3 separate regions of the Homo sapiens genome follow, and regions 2 and 3 are each linked to region 1. The links are chromatin contacts, found by Hi-C in ENCODE. All regions are on one chromosome and are shown on one strand. Each heading gives the region's core, a stretch centred on a gene start or an enhancer-like site at or near the end of the contact. The rest is flanking DNA. Distances are from core to core; before and after follow the strand shown.

Region 1 (5,044 bases), core at 340-2,839:
GATCCACTTCAGAAGTGGCAGAGCAATGATCCCCTCACCACTAGATGTGTCCTCCGCAGTTGATCACTCCCAATCCGAAAACAAGGAGTGCCCAAAATGTGTCCAGAATTTAAAGCAGCCAAACATAAGAGGGCTCCATGTTATGTCTTGAGTAGGGAATGAGCACAGTCTCAGAAACACCTGATTCCCTGGTATGAGCATGAAGCATCTCCAGGTCCAGCAAGGCTGCATCCAAAAACTAAACTCTGAGCTGGAAGACCTCTATATTCTGGCTGGTAGTGGCAAGCTAGGACAGCTCTCTCATGGACTGGAGGAAACGCCCTGACATATCATATACAAATTATTGATGGTGGGAGGGATTGTAAGGGGAGAAAAAGTGTGTGGGCACAAATTCAAAAATCATTTATCTTAGGCAAACATTATTAATATGAGCAAGCCATCATTTTATGTGCTTTACAGATATGAACTTGTTTAATTCTCTTAACACCTGATAGGATAATAGTAGGTACTATTATCATCAACTCCATTTCACAGATGATGAAACTGAGCCAAAGAGAGGTGAAGTAACTTCCTCAAGGTCATGGAGCTAGTAGACAGATGTGGAGCAGGGATTTGAAACTGGGCAATCTGGCTCCAGAATCCATGCTTTTACTACACTATGCTGCACCATTATGGAAATTTTGGAAAATACACAGAAACAAACACGATGACCTGTATGCACTAGCACCACTGGCCACATCTTGCTCTATAGCTTTCCTCTCCTTTATATTCATATAACATACAATACATTACATATACTTCTTTTACAAGGAATCATATTCTTTATCTTGGTCTTAAAAACATTTCCCCTATCTGTACACACAGCCTTACAATCGTTATTTTGAATGTTGTATAATATCTTCTTGTGTGGCTAAAACATTATTTAAGCAGTACCCGACTGAGGAGCACTCAGACTGCTTCCAATGTTTCTCCATGACTGAGCTCTGCAAGACGCAAAAAGGTGACAGGCTTTTTTAAAAACTACCTTTTGAACCTAATTAGCTACAACTGCAGAATAAAATTAACAAACGAAAAACTGCCAGGGAGGGCAGCCCTGTGTGTAGGAGGAGACAGCGGAAGTTGGCCGCCACCACAGTACTCCTGCTTCCCTTTGTCTGGCGGCCCCGCGGGATTGGCCAGAGCTGGCGCCGAGGGACTGCAGAGCCACCCACCCCCGTGGCTCCTACTGCGCACGCGTGAAAAAAGCCAGGTTGAGGGGAACGGGGGAGCTTCGGGCGTAGAGTGTGGGGAGTGGGGGATCTGGTGCAAATTAGGGTGCGTGAAAGAAGTCACAAAAAGCGCAGAGGCCAGGCTTCCCGCCCTAATCCGGCCTTTGTCTCCGCCCCTCTGCCTTTGTTTCGGCCCAAGCGTCTTATTGGTCAGACATCTTCAGCCCCATTGGTCCAAGAGCCAAAGGACGGGGTCTGCCCCAAGCTGTGCCTGCTTCCGGAGCCGCAATAAGAACGGTCAATTGAGATGCGGCTTTCAGGCATTTGTTTAGGACATGCCCATGGCGGGGCTTCTAAAGGGGCTTGTACGGCAACTGGAGCGGTTCAGCGTTCAACAACAAGCTTCCAAGATGCCGCCCAAAGGAAAAAGTGGTTCTGGAAAAGCGGGGAAAGGTAGAGCGGCCAGAGCGATCAAGGAGAATGGGGGCGGGTGAGGAGCGAAGGGAGGGAACAGACAGTCCATCTCCGGAGTCCGGGACGGACGCAGCAGGTAGCCAGTGGCCCCACAGTGCTGCCATCGATTACATCTGTAGGAATACATTGGGCTACGGTTCAGGGACCGTCCTAGTGGGTAATGGAATCTGATGGGGATAGTTCCTCGGAGGCGATGACTTAGGGCTGCTATTTCAAGGGGTTATTAGAGCTCTAAAATTGGGTCTTATCAAAAGCCAGCAATAGGAAGTACACATTGGTTATGGTCCTTAAAGTTCACTTTAATGCTTACAGAATGACATGCCCACCATCGGGGAAGGAATCATTCATCCATTGAACAGAAATGTGTCAGGCAGAGTGCTAAGCGCTGAGGATACACAAATAAGACAGAAGGCTGGGCGCGGTGGCTCACGCCTATAATCCCAGCACTTTGGGAGGCCGAGGGAGGATGGATCACGAGGTCAGGAGTTCGAGACCAGCTTGGCCAACATGGCGAAACCCCGTCTCTACTAAAAATACAAAAATTCGCCAGGCGTGGTGGTGGTGCGCGCCCGTAATCCCAGCTACTCGGGAGGCTGAGGCAGGAGAATCGCTTGAACTCGGGAGGCAGAGGTTGCAATGAACCGAGATCGCGCCACTGCACTCCAGCCTGGGCGACAGAGCGAGCCTCTGTCTCAAAAAAAAAAAAGAGATTTTGGCCTTAAGGAGCTCCCGAAGTAGTGAGGAAGATAAAGGCTTAGTGATCATAAAGCACTGTACTAAATGTAGTGTTGAGGGATGTGTATGGGATATAATAGAAATTGAGGGAAGTCCTTCATTTAGCTGGGGAACAGGGAACGGAAGACTTCCTGGAGATGAATTAGGCAGGTCAAGATGTGCATTGAGGGTAGGTTAAAGCATTCCTTACTTGGGGTCCAGCAGCAAAAGCACTGAGGTGAGAAACAGCATGATGTGTGCAGCGTAGTGTTGCTGGAGCAAAAACTCAAGGCAGAATGGCAAGTGGTGAGAATGAAAACAGAAACAAAGACGAGATCATGGAGAGTGCTATATATTCTGCTAAGAAGGACAGTTAAGGATCAGAAAGACCTGTAAGGAGATTGTTGTGGTAGTCTTGGTGAGAGATGATGGTGGACTGACCTAAGGGAGTGGCTGTGGGAACTGAGAAAAGAGAAAAGATTCTGTAAATATTAGGATGTGAAATAGTCAAGACTTGGTGATTTATTGGGTTGGGGAGGGGTGGTGAGGGAGGATCAACGATCATTCTGTTTTCTGGATTGGATTTCTAACCTGTTGCTGGTCCTGCAGGGTAACATCAAGGATACATGAGGAGCGGGGATGAGATTGATGAATTCACTTTCAGATAGATTGGCTTTGAGGTGTCTGTGGGACATCTCAGTGGAGATGTAGTCAGGAAGTGGTTGGATATTTGAGTCTAAAGTTTGAGGGAGAGGTCTAGACTGTACATGTAAGTTTTAGGAGTCGCTAACTTATAGATGGTAGTTGAGCCCATTAGAGTGTATGCAATTATCCATGGAGAGTTTATAGAATGAAAAGAGCAGAGAGCAGAGGATGTGATCCTAGGACAGGCAGAGAAAGAGGCAGACAGATAGAGGGAGTGCAGAATGGTGGCCAGAGGCTGGAGAGACCAGAATGTTTTAAAGAGAGAGGGTATAGTCTATCAAGAACAGCAGATTTGGAAATTAGAGGTGGCCTTGGGTAAAAGTGGTTTCAGTGAAACAGAAGCCAGATTACCGTGACTAGAGAACTGACTGGGAAGTGGTAATTTGGACTTCTTGGAAAGTTTTAATTGAAAAGCATGGAAATGGGATGGTAGATAGAGAAGGACAGAGGATTAAGAGAAAGTTTTATTTTCTTTGCTTCTTTGGAATGGGGAAAACTTGGGAGTGAAGCTGAAGGATCCAGTAAAGTAAAAGAGGTAAAGGTACAGAAGAGTGAGATTTAGGAGAAAATGGAATCCAGGACCTAGGGGGAGCAGGGACACCTTATGCTTGAGGTCATAGGAAAGGAGATGGAGGGGCAGGGACTCAGTAGGCATCTTGAGGAGAGTGGTAAAGGTCTGGAATATCGTAATGGAAGAGGGAATGAAACACAAAAGAAGTGCCTTCAGGGCTAGGAGCCTGACTAAGATCAAAGGCCATGAATTTGTAGACTACATAATCTTCACAGTCTGATTTACCTAGTACTATGCAATTGGCACAATATAGGATTGAAAAGAGCTAGGTGCAGCCTTAAGCCATGGTTGAGGTTTTGTTAGGCAGTTATGATAGGAGGATAGCAACACCAGGGAATTACAAGGGCCAGTGGGAATGCAGTTCAGATGAAGGAACATGGGGTCCAGAGTGGGAAGGGAAAAAGAAGTCTGGTGGCCTAGGTGAATGTAGCAGGACGAAGGGACTGGGGTCAAGGGAGAGGTTCTGTGAAGTTAAAGAGCAAGTATTGTGGGAATGAGACATGAGGAAGCTGGAAGAACAGGAGGTTATAGCCAGAGACTGAACTAGTTCTGAGTGGCACAGTTCCATCGTGTGCCCCCGGGGCAGGTAGCTTGGAGTAGAGAGCATGACATTCGGGAAAGAGACCTAGAACTGAGATTCCCCAAGATAGATGGTGAGGTCACTCAAGGTAATGGCAGGAGTGAGGGTGGAGAGGAAGCCCAAAGCTGATGCCAGAGTCGTCAGGAAATCAAAGGCAGTGAGGTGGCAGTCAGAAGATGACAGCATCCAGCAGGGAAGAGGATGGGATAACTGGAAGGCATCATCATTCAAGAATGGATCTATAGCAAACCCAGTTAGGAGTTTGATTTAATAACACTCCTTTGGCAGTAACATTTTTTTAGGGTTTTGGTAGTCAGTATTTGGGGTTTTCAGTTTAATCAAACATTTATTAAAACACCTTTTGTGTGCCAGGCATTGTGCTAGGCTTGGAGATACTAAGACAAGCAAGATGGAGACTCTTGCTTAAAACTTTTCAATGGCGGCCAGGCGCGGTGGCTCACGCCTGTAATCCCAGCACTTTGGGAGGCCGAGGCTCGCAGATCACGAGGTCAGGAGATCGAGACCATCCTGGCTAACAGGGTGAAACCCTGTCTCTACTAAAAATACAAAAAAAATTAGCGGGGCGTGGTGGCAGGCGCCTGTAGTCCCAGCTACTCGGGAGGCTGAGGCAGGAGAATGGCATGAACCCGGGAGGCGGAGCTTGCAGTGAGCCGAAATCGCGCCACTGCACTCCAGCCTGGGCGACAGACAGAGCGAGACTCCGTCTCAAAAAAAAAAAAAAAAAAACAACTTTTCAATGGCTCCCTATTACGTCTAGGATAAGTCCCAAGC
Region 2 (4,513 bases), core at 626-3,125, 930 kb before region 1:
ATCCTGAAGGAAGGACTCTGGCACCAAAAGCCCACTGGGGTAGGAAAAAGGGAACCCTTCCCACCAAATTCACTCCTCCCAACCTACGCTCCCTGAAACCTTACCCCATTCCTCCCCCACAGCCTGTGCCCACCCCTACTTTCCTTAATCTTCCTCTACACACCACCCCACTCCTCCCTCGTAAACCCCAAGTCCTTCCCCACACACATCCCTACACTTATCTCTCCACCCTCCTCCTCCCCACTACTTCCCAAAGCACATAGCCACCCCTCCTTACCACCACCCTCTCCCAGCCCTGATTCTCCAGATAATTAGGCAACCTACCTGGCAAGGAAGGATGTGCAGGGGGGCTAGAGCCCCCAGGTTTGGTCTGAGAACTGTTGATTCCATCCCCCAGAGTCTCTCCCACTGAAGGGCTAGGCGGGGCATTTGGGCTCTGTGGCTGCCCTTGGGGAAGCTCCTCCTCCTGCCCAGGGGAGCCCCTTCTTGCAGTAGCTATGGAGGTGGTCTCCTCCTCTTCAATATGTGGGGACTGCAGTGTTATTGGAGAATCTGGAGCCAAAGGCTCTAGTAGCCCCTCAGGTGAACAGGAATTTGCCCCAGCCCCTGGATCAGGTGGTACCACCTCAGGGGTCTGGCCCCCTGGTCCAGGCTCTAGGGTCTGATCTCCTGCATCCCATGCCAGGGTTCCCTCAGGACCGTGGTCCACCTCCGGGGGAGAGGGGGCTTTATAGAGCAGCCCCCCCAGCCCCAGCAACTCAGTGGCTCCATCCAGGACTCCAGGGTCTTTTTCCAGGCCAGCAGGGGTATCAAGCAGGTCCAGGGCTCCCGAGGATGGAGAAGGGCCAGGGGGGGCCCATCCTCGAGTTGGGGCAGTCTGGGATTCCAGTAGATCCTCTCCAAATTCCATGTCTACTGGTAGGTCTCCAGCCAGGGGCTTCTCTGGCAGGGTCAATGGGTCAAATGGACTGGGGAAATCACTGGGGTCCATGAGTATGGCTGGATATGTACTGCAGATTAGGAGTAGAAGAGGGGGCAGTAGAGGTGGTCTTAGCCTGAATTCCTTCTTATATAGGCTCTGAGACACACCCCATCATCCACTTGGATTTCTCATGAGCAGCCCCCACCACCACAATCTACAAGCATTTCCGAAGGCTTTAGTCCTAATGACCACTCCCCCCAATACAGCGCCCCCAGTGGGGAGAGGCGTTCCCCGCCCTGGCCCCGTGCCCACACTGGCCAGGCAGTCGGTCGTTCTACCCGCCCACCCCCCTACTCGACTGCAACTCCCATTCCCTTCCCCCCTTACCTTTTACCCCCCGCAACTCAGGCTGAACGCCCCCTTAGAGTCTCCTAAGGCCGTCGCCACCAGGAGCCTTTCCCGCCCCCGCGATCTCAGTTTCTATTCCCTCCCCACTCTGCAGGAGCCCCCCAGCTCCCCAGTCTTTACCCACCCTGTCTGGCCCCACCCCCCCTCCCCGCGTTGCTAGGTCCTCCCTCGGCCCTTCCCCCGCCCCCACAAACTGCCCTTCGCAACCCCTTCCCCCCAGTTACCTTTCAGGTCGCCCACTTCCTCAGCCCCGTCCCCCTTTCCCATTGCTCCTCCAGTCCTCCCTTCTCCTGTTGCCCACCCCCAACCTCAGGCATTTACAGGAAGACATTTTGGAGCTACGATCTCTCCTTAGACCCCCCCACCACCGCCTCCCGGCTACTGCAAGATCCCGCTTGCAGGTTCGGTTCGGCTTGAGCAGGCCCGACCCCTACCTGCGGCAGGGTTAGTGCAAAGGCTACAAGCCTAGAACTGCAGACAGCGACGGCCCCGCGCTCCTTCTCTACCTCCCTCCCTAGCAGCCGGGACAGGGGTCGCGGCCCCTTTAAATGGCAGCGCCGCTCGCAGCGCCCAGCGCTCTGCACCAGGCGGGCGGGCGGTGCCAGCAACCAACCCCATTGGCTGGCTCGAGGAGGGGGCTCGCGAGACAGCGCCGGCCCCCGGCGCGAGACTCCCAGTCCAGTGGCCGCCTGGAAATTGCGGAGTGGAATGCAGCCACTAGAGACGGCGCCTGAGCCCCCGCCCGGGGCCCCGTTAGTTGAGAAGGAAAAGATAGCCTCTGGAGCTTTGAAGCCGGCCCCCCGGGAAAGGCGGCGTCCCCTTTCCACCCAAGGGCCGAGTGCGCTCACCCACAAAAAACACAGATCTACGCACCTGCTCCCCTTACCTGGCTCAAGAGTCTGGCCCCCGTCACACCCTGCTCGCCCTACCTCCTGGAGCCCACTCTACCCGTGATCCCCTCCTCTCATTCAAATGGTTCCCGGTCCCCTCCCCCTCCCCGTGTCTCTCTTAGCTTCCCACTCGTGTTCACCCCCTCGGCGTCCGCCCCCCTCAATAGTCCCTACCTACGCCATGCAGCAGGCGCCTGCCAAGATTACCCTCCCCCATCCCCACCTCTCCGGGTCCCGCCCCCTGGGCGACTGTTGGGGTAGTGAGTGACAGCGGAGGACGGGGGGAGGCAGGGACCCAGCCCTCACGTGCCCCTCCTTCCCTTGTCTGCAGCCACGGGGCCCCCAAAACAGTCTGAGAGTCAGAGTTATGGGGTATCTGAAGCTTGATCCCCAGCCACACAGGTCGGGTTAAATGGCTCTGGCTCAGTGGCAACGCCTGTGCAGTAACCGTTACTGCTTGATGACCCCCAAACCAGGTCCTGCAAAGCTACCCCCTACTCTCTCAACAGTCTTAGGGTAAGTTCTGGGATCTTCTCCCTGAGTCTTCCTGCAGGAGCTCCCTGTATTATCTATGGAGTTTTCCTCCCTCACCAGGGCTGATCTCTCTCTCTCTCTCTCTCTCTCTCTCTCTCTCTCTCTCTCTCTCTCTCTCTCTCTCTCTCTCTGTATCTCTCTCTCTCTTTCTCCTCCAGCCCCCTTTCTGTCCTTGTCTGTCTCTCTCTTCTCGCTCTCTCTCTCTCTCTCCCCCTATCTCTTTTTGTCTCCTTCTCTGCCTCTCTGCTTCTCGTGCGCACGAGCACGCAGGCGCGCTACACGCTCCCCCCTCCTGGATGGTCCTTAGCATGTGGGTGTGGCTGAGGTTAGGCTAGAGAAGTGGAGTAGGGGTAGGTGGCACTAGCGTTAAGCCTACTGCCTTTAAAAAATTGTGCCAGCATCCATTCTCAGTCCGCATTATATTAATAGTTAGAGCACTTTACAATCCCCGCTCCCCACTTCCCACCACAGCCCCTAAGGGCTGAGAGCATTTAGTAGCCGAACTACTAGAGGAGGCTCAGGCTGGAAGGAAGTCTCCTTAGGAACAGGAAGGTTTGGTATCCAGTGCCTATTCTAGCCTGCCTCGTTGACTTCTGGCCTCTCCTCCTGGCCACACAAAGCCTCTCCTGCTCTTGTAGTCCTCGGGAGTTTACCCTCCCTTTTCTCATTCCTTTTCCCAGAAACCTTATCCTTGCTAGCTCCCCACATGGCCTTGAGGTTATCTTTGCTCCCTCCTACATACAGAGATAAAAGCCAGAGTTTCTTACTTTTAGATTTCCCAAATCCAGCTTTCTCTTTGTCTTAACCAGCATTCTGTGTACCCATCTCCTACCTCCTGTTTATTTCTATTCCTGGACCTCCCCTTTGCATTTTCTGCTTGTTCCATCTCAGTTGAGCCACCTAGTTTTTTCTGTATTGCCTGCCTTCCTCAACATATACTTGAATCCTTGGCTGCTCTGCTTGTGGAGGTGCCTGGTCACTATCTTTCAAGTTGAGGGGAGCTGATCTAACGGGGTTAAGTGGTGTGTTATTAATTCTAGACGCAGTGTGGTGGCCTAAGAATGGGTTCTGGAGTCAGACCAGATTTCTAATATCAGTTCTGCCTACTTTTTAGCCAGGTGACTTTGGACAAGTGACTTGTCAAGTGAAGGGCCTTAGTTTTCTCCTCTTTAAAACAGATAAGGAAACAATCTAAATGCCCAATAATAGGGGATTTTGGTTATGCAACAGACGTAGTCATTAACAACCACATTTTAAGTCTGGCGCAGTGACTCACGCCTGTAATCCTGGCACTTTGGGATGCCAAGACGGTTGGATCCTTTGAGCCCGGGAGTTCCAAACCAGCCTGAGCAACATGGTGAAACCCCTTCTCTACAAAAAATACAAAAAATTAGCAAGGTGTGCTGGTGTGCACCTGTAGTCCCAGCTACTCAGGAGGCGGAGGTGTGAGGATCACTTGAGCTGGGAGGCAGAAATTGCAGCGAGCTCAGATGGCGCCACTGCACTCCAGCCCGGGGCGACAGACGAGGGCTCTGTCTCAAACCAAACAAAACAAAACCCCACATTAAAAAAACAAAAACAAAAAACAACTAATGGCAGACAGCACAGAGGATTTTTACGGTAGCGAAAATACTCTCATGATACTGTAATAGTGGATACTTGTAAGTATACATTTGTTCAAAGATACAGAATGTAAACACCAAGGGTGAACTAACTCTAATGTAAACCGCAGGCTTTGGTTAGTAATGATGTGTTAATG
Region 3 (5,014 bases), core at 495-2,994, 1.0 Mb before region 1:
CCCTTAAAGTCTGAGTTTCTGTTGTGCCCACTCAGGCTCTTCTGGGTGCTGGAGAATCCTGGACCAGCTCTCAGTTTGGATTGTCAATTGCAGGTGAGGGGCATGAAAATGGCAGAAGTGCAAAAGAAAGAAACCATCAGCTAGATTTGAATGCTTCGATTCATGGATCACTACTTTTATTTGCCTCAGTTCTTCCCTGGTCCCTATATTACAGGGCTGCCAGAGTGCATGCCCTCTAACTGTACCGGCTAAGAAGTAAACAAATTCCTTTTTATCTTTTAGTTAAGACAAGGCTGCAATTTTTGAAAAGTAACATTTGCTAGGACACTAATGAATAAGAAAGTAACCAAAAGAGGTAACAAGAGAACACACAAACAAATGGGCTTACAGTGTTCACATTTCTTATCTTGTATCAACTAAAGTTTAACCATAGTTGGCCGGGCCTGATGGCTCACACCTGTAATCCCAGGACTTACGGAGGCCGAGATGGGCAGATCACCTAAGGTCAGGAGTTTGAGACTAGCCTGGCCAACATGGTGAAACCCTGCCTCTACTAAATAAAAATAAAATAAACCCCATCTCTACTAAAATACAAAAATTAGCTGGGCATGGTGGCACACTCCTGTAACCCCAGCTACTCGGGAGGCTGAGGCTGGAGAATAGCTTGAACCCGGGAGGTGGAAGTTGCACTGAGCTGAACCACTGCACTCCAGCCTGGATGACAGAGCGAAATTCCATCTCAAAATAAATAAATAAATAAATAAATAAATAAATAAATAAATAAATAAAGCTTAACCACAGAGGAGGCCAGGCGCAGTGACTCACGCCTGTAATCCAAGCACTTTGGGAAGCTGAGGCAGGTGGATCACCTGAGGTCAGGAGTTCGAGACCAGCTGGGCCAACATGGTGAAACCCCATCTCCACTAAAAGTACAAAAAATTAGCCAGATGTGGTGGCAGGTACCTGTAATCCCAGCTACTTCGAAGGCTGAGGCAGCAGAATCACTTGAACCCGGGAGGCGGAGGTTGCAAGGAGCCGAGATCGTGCCATTGCACTCCAGCCTGGGCAACAAGAGTGAAAACTCCATCTCAAAAAAAAAAAAAAAAATCATAGAGGAAGTTATCTGGTACAATGTATAGGGCACCTAAGCAAATCCTTTTTTGCCAGGGTAACCTTTCCCAACTCATGAGAGGTCAGAGGTTAGACAAAGCTGCGTAGACCCGAACCTGAAGGTTGGTGCAAAAGTAATGGCGGTTTTTGCAATTACCTTTAACGGCAAAAACCGCCATTACTTTTGCACCAGCCTAACAGATCTAGTGAGTTTCACAGTCCCTGGTGGAATCGGTTTCCCATACTGCTCTCAGTGCAGAGACCCTAGTGGGTGCCTTCTGTCCTGGCACGTGCTGCTTTCCGGTTCTGCGGTTACCCTGGCCCTTGGGTTTCCCCCACCCTCCTCCCATCCTTTTCAGGCTCCCGGAAAGAGAAGACCCCCAGTGAAACTCCACCCCTTCACATAGTTTTGATGACTTAGGACATGTGTTCGGACAAATACAAAAAAATGTGCTTACGATTCTAATTAGAAAAAGACACTTAGAATTGAGACTGCTTCTGAAAATCTGATCCTGTGCTGGCAGTTCCTGTTGTTCTCAGCTAGTATTTCGTTTTAGTCCCCTAAAGTGGCCATGTGACCTTGATAGCAAACGCCATCTTTCTGCGGAGCCCGCCTGAGCTGCGGCAAGCTGCTCTGACGGCTCGCTAGCAATCTGCCTTTTCCGATTTCAAAATCTTTAGACCGCCCACCAAAACCCTTTTTCCGGTCGGAGAGGCCCGGCAGGCTCTCAGGTCATTTGCGGAGCAAACGTGATTGACACGATCTGCGTCTAATGAATGTTCGTCTGCTTCCCAGCTCGGATTACTAGTTCCGCTCCCTTTCCCAGTTTGTTTTTGATGACTCATCCCTCAAATTCTTCACACACTCGCCTGATTCCCGCCCCTCCCGTCCTCTCTCTCCTCGCTCCCACTCGACGCCCACCCCCCACCTCCGCCGCCTCGCCCTAGGGAAGTGGATTTGGTGAATCCTATCGAGGATCGTTTTTTTACAGTGTATTTTGAACATATAGAAGCAAAAAGCACAATTTCCGTACAGGAAAGAGGAGGTTCATTTCCTTATAAGGAGCTTAACCCCTCACTGTTCTTTGAGCTTTTTCTCGTCCACAAGATCGGGGTGGGAGCAGGGGCAGGAGAAACGACAGCGGGGCTTTTGCCACTCAATTTCCAGTTCAATTCCAGAACCCCCGCAGCTCTGAGTCCCTAGCAAAGGTCAGCTGCCTTGCCCCAACAGCCGGCCCCACTGAGGGAGGAGTCCGGGGGAGTACAGTCAGGGTTGAAAGTTTACAAACATTTCTCTGGGTCTCGGGCATCTGCAGTGGGCACCTGCGGTGGGCACGTATGACAGTTTTGCCGGGGGCTGCAAATGCAAAATTGCAGCCCTAAAGAGGAAACAGACCTTCAGTCGTTAATAGGAGGAGGGGGAAAGGAAGGGGGAGTAAGAAAAGTAGGGAGCTGAGACTGAACTAACAAGCTCTTCTGGACCCAGACCCCTGAAATAGGCGAATGAATGGACTTCCACCTGCACAAGAAATCCTAGCTTTCCTGGATAGGGTCAAATGAAGCCAATAGAACATCCATAGTGAGAAGTTGGCAAGAGACTGGCTAAATTTGCCCCCTTTGGGCTGCTTCTTGTAGTCTCATTTGCTCTTTGATGCTCACACAACCATCACCACTTCTCTGCTGTGTCTCTTTATCCCACAGCTAAAGCATGTGATTGAAAACTTGCAGTTTGACCTAAGTTTAACACTGCCTTGTATAGGGCTTTGTGAATAATGGGTGCAGGATCAATTCCCCGGAGCCTGAGTATCATACCAAAGGCTAGAGACTCAGGGGCCTCCCAGTCTGCAAAGTGCTCTCAGACTCAGGCACATATTCTGAGGGAGCTTTTGCATTTTGGTCTTGGATCTCCAGGAGAGGACAGGAGTTTGCCGATTGGGAAAACAAAGAAGGTGCTAAGAAATAGGTGACCACCTTATTTTTTTATTCCCTCCTAAGCAGCCCCGCTGCTCTCCCTTTGGAGGCCCCTTGGCTAAGTCTCATCCAAAGTTCATTTGCATTGTCCAGCTTGCCCCTCTGGCCTCAGAGAGGAATGTAGCCAATGAACAGGAAAGAGGAGGCATGCTTTCTGTCCCTGCTGGGGTGGAGAGTAAGTGGAGACACGAATCCTACCCCCTCCCCAGTTTCTGCTTCCAGCGCCTCTCCTTCATCTTCATCACAAAACATTTCTGAGGCATTTCTCTGTCCAAGACTCTGTCCACATTACTTTACACGTAGTCGTTGCCTTGACAATCAGAGACAACAAGGGTTGAGTGACACTAAAAATGCAGAAAGCGGCCAGGCACGGTGGCTCATGCCTGTAATCCCAGCACTTTAGGAGGCCGAGGCAGACGGATCACTTGAGGTCAGGAGTTCCAGACCAGCCTGGTCAACATGGTGAAACCCTGTCTCTACTAAAATCACAAAAATTAGCTGGGCATGATGGTTCATACCTGTAATGCCAGCTACTCAGGAGGCTGAGGCAGGAGAATCGCTTGGACCTGGGAGGCGGAGGTTGCAGTGAGCCAAGATCGTGCCGCTGCACTCAGTGAGACCCTGTCTTAAAAAAATAAAATAAAAAAAGAAAATGCAGAAAGCACATACATGCAGGGTGGGGAGAAGTAGGTTCATGTGTAAAATGTGTAATCCACAAATGTTCACACCAGCCACACATCTGGGGTCAGTGCAATTTCAGGGGGAAGGAATCAGGATAAATGCATGTAACTGAGATGAAAAGTGGGAGTGGGCAATCGTGAGAGTTTTTTGTTTATCTAGGCAGATTGGGACCAGGAAAGCTATTGGCTCTCAACTGCAAAGGATTCCTAGAGGACATGGGATTGCAGAAATAGCTGAGTGACAGAACCAAATGGAGATAAGGTATTTGCCTCCCGAGGTGGGAGTGGGATTAGCAAATGGAATCGACTTTGATCAGGAAATGGAATAACCAGTGATTGTTATTTCTTTTCCTCCTCCCCTCTCAACACACGTTTGTTGAGTGCCAATTCTGTCGTAGATACTGGAAACATAAAAACAATAACGATAGAAAATAGTTCTTGGATATTTACTTAGGTGCCAGGTATATATTAAGCATGTTATCTTCTTTAAATCTCACAGTGACCTTCTGATGTAGGTATCATTATCATGCCCATTTTGCAGATGAGCCAGCTGTGGTTCAAAGAGATGAAGTGACTTACCCCAACACCACACAACTAGCTGTAAGTGAAAGAAGTGGGATTTGAATCTAGGAAATTAAAGTCTAGAGCCTGTGCATTTAATCAGTATGCTCTACCTTATCTTTTAGAAGGACAGTGATAGAAGTTGGATTCCTTTGGTGACAGGGGATGCTAGAACAGGGAGGGTCAGGACTTTGAGAGCAGACAGATGGTCCAGGGTAAAGCAGAAGATCCCAGAAGTAGAAGCAGAGCCTCAGCCAGCTATTTAGACAGGCAGGTAGAGCAAGCATCTGGGTAACCAGGATGCAGCAGAAGCCAGGAGGAAGCCCAGACAGGCAGGTGGTTGGCAGCCAGAGTGTCTGGCAGCCAGTGACAGAGGCCCTGCCATGGGGCCTGGGCTTCCAGGGAAGGATGCCAGGTGTCAAAAGGTCTGGCAAGAGCTAGACAAGCACTATCCCTGTGAAGATGAAGGTGCCAGATAGGGCACTAAGGTAGGACGCAGGAGCTGGGGGCACCAGAACAGGTGCTTCAGGAAGGGGCTTCTGTACAACAAAGCAGGAAACAGTCTACGAGAGCAGGGACCAACTTCACTTATTCACCCTTCCATCTACTCTTTCAACAGCATTTTTTGAGCTCTTGCCATGTTCCAAGTACCATGCTAGGCTCTGAGGTAACACACAGTCCGGTAGGGGAGC

Evidence for each region. A loop is a pair of places that touch in the nucleus more often than their neighbours do. Pooled maps may share reads with other maps.
Region 2: a pooled map shows a loop between it and region 1 (17-fold over the local background). The contact joins the promoter of ZMYM3 here to the promoter of PIN4 in region 1. A Hi-C loop is called at or near these places in 7 of 50 pooled maps.
Region 3: a map of CD8-positive, alpha-beta T cell shows a loop between it and region 1 (5-fold over the local background). The contact joins the enhancer-like site here to the promoter of PIN4 in region 1. A Hi-C loop is called at or near these places in 1 of 168 maps with a recorded cell type or tissue (CD8-positive, alpha-beta T cell), 1 of 37 single-sample maps with no recorded cell type and 10 of 50 pooled maps.

Annotation. Positions count from the first base shown.
Region 1 is chrX:72,180,168-72,185,211 of GRCh38, forward strand. PIN4 (peptidylprolyl cis/trans isomerase, NIMA-interacting 4) reads left to right here and starts at 1,590. Exons shown (of 4, transcript NM_006223.4): 1 at 1,590-1,661. The coding sequence starts at 1,619. RefSeq lists an enhancer at 1,630-1,849.
Region 2 is chrX:71,252,265-71,256,777 of GRCh38, forward strand. It overlaps ZMYM3 (zinc finger MYM-type containing 3), which reads right to left and starts at 1,876. Exons shown (of 25, transcript NM_201599.3): 1 at 1,765-1,876; 2 at 325-1,010. The coding sequence starts at 991. It overlaps LOC105373247 (a long non-coding RNA gene), which reads left to right and starts at 2,544. Exons shown (of 4, transcript XR_938434.2): 1 at 2,544-2,736. RefSeq lists silencers at 2,372-2,421, 2,442-2,491.
Region 3 is chrX:71,180,312-71,185,325 of GRCh38, forward strand. LOC107985688 (a long non-coding RNA gene) reads right to left here. Exons shown (of 2, transcript XR_001755878.2): 2 at 3,071-3,706. Among named protein-coding and RNA genes, the nearest start is that of NLGN3, 38 kb to the left of the region's middle. RefSeq lists enhancers at 1,622-1,671, 1,728-2,022, 2,072-2,161. Within about 2 kb of position 1,745, at least 35 of the 41 ENCODE cell types and tissues checked have a DNase peak (open chromatin) inside an H3K27ac peak, as active enhancers do; they include CD8-positive, alpha-beta T cell, where a contact is called at or near this core.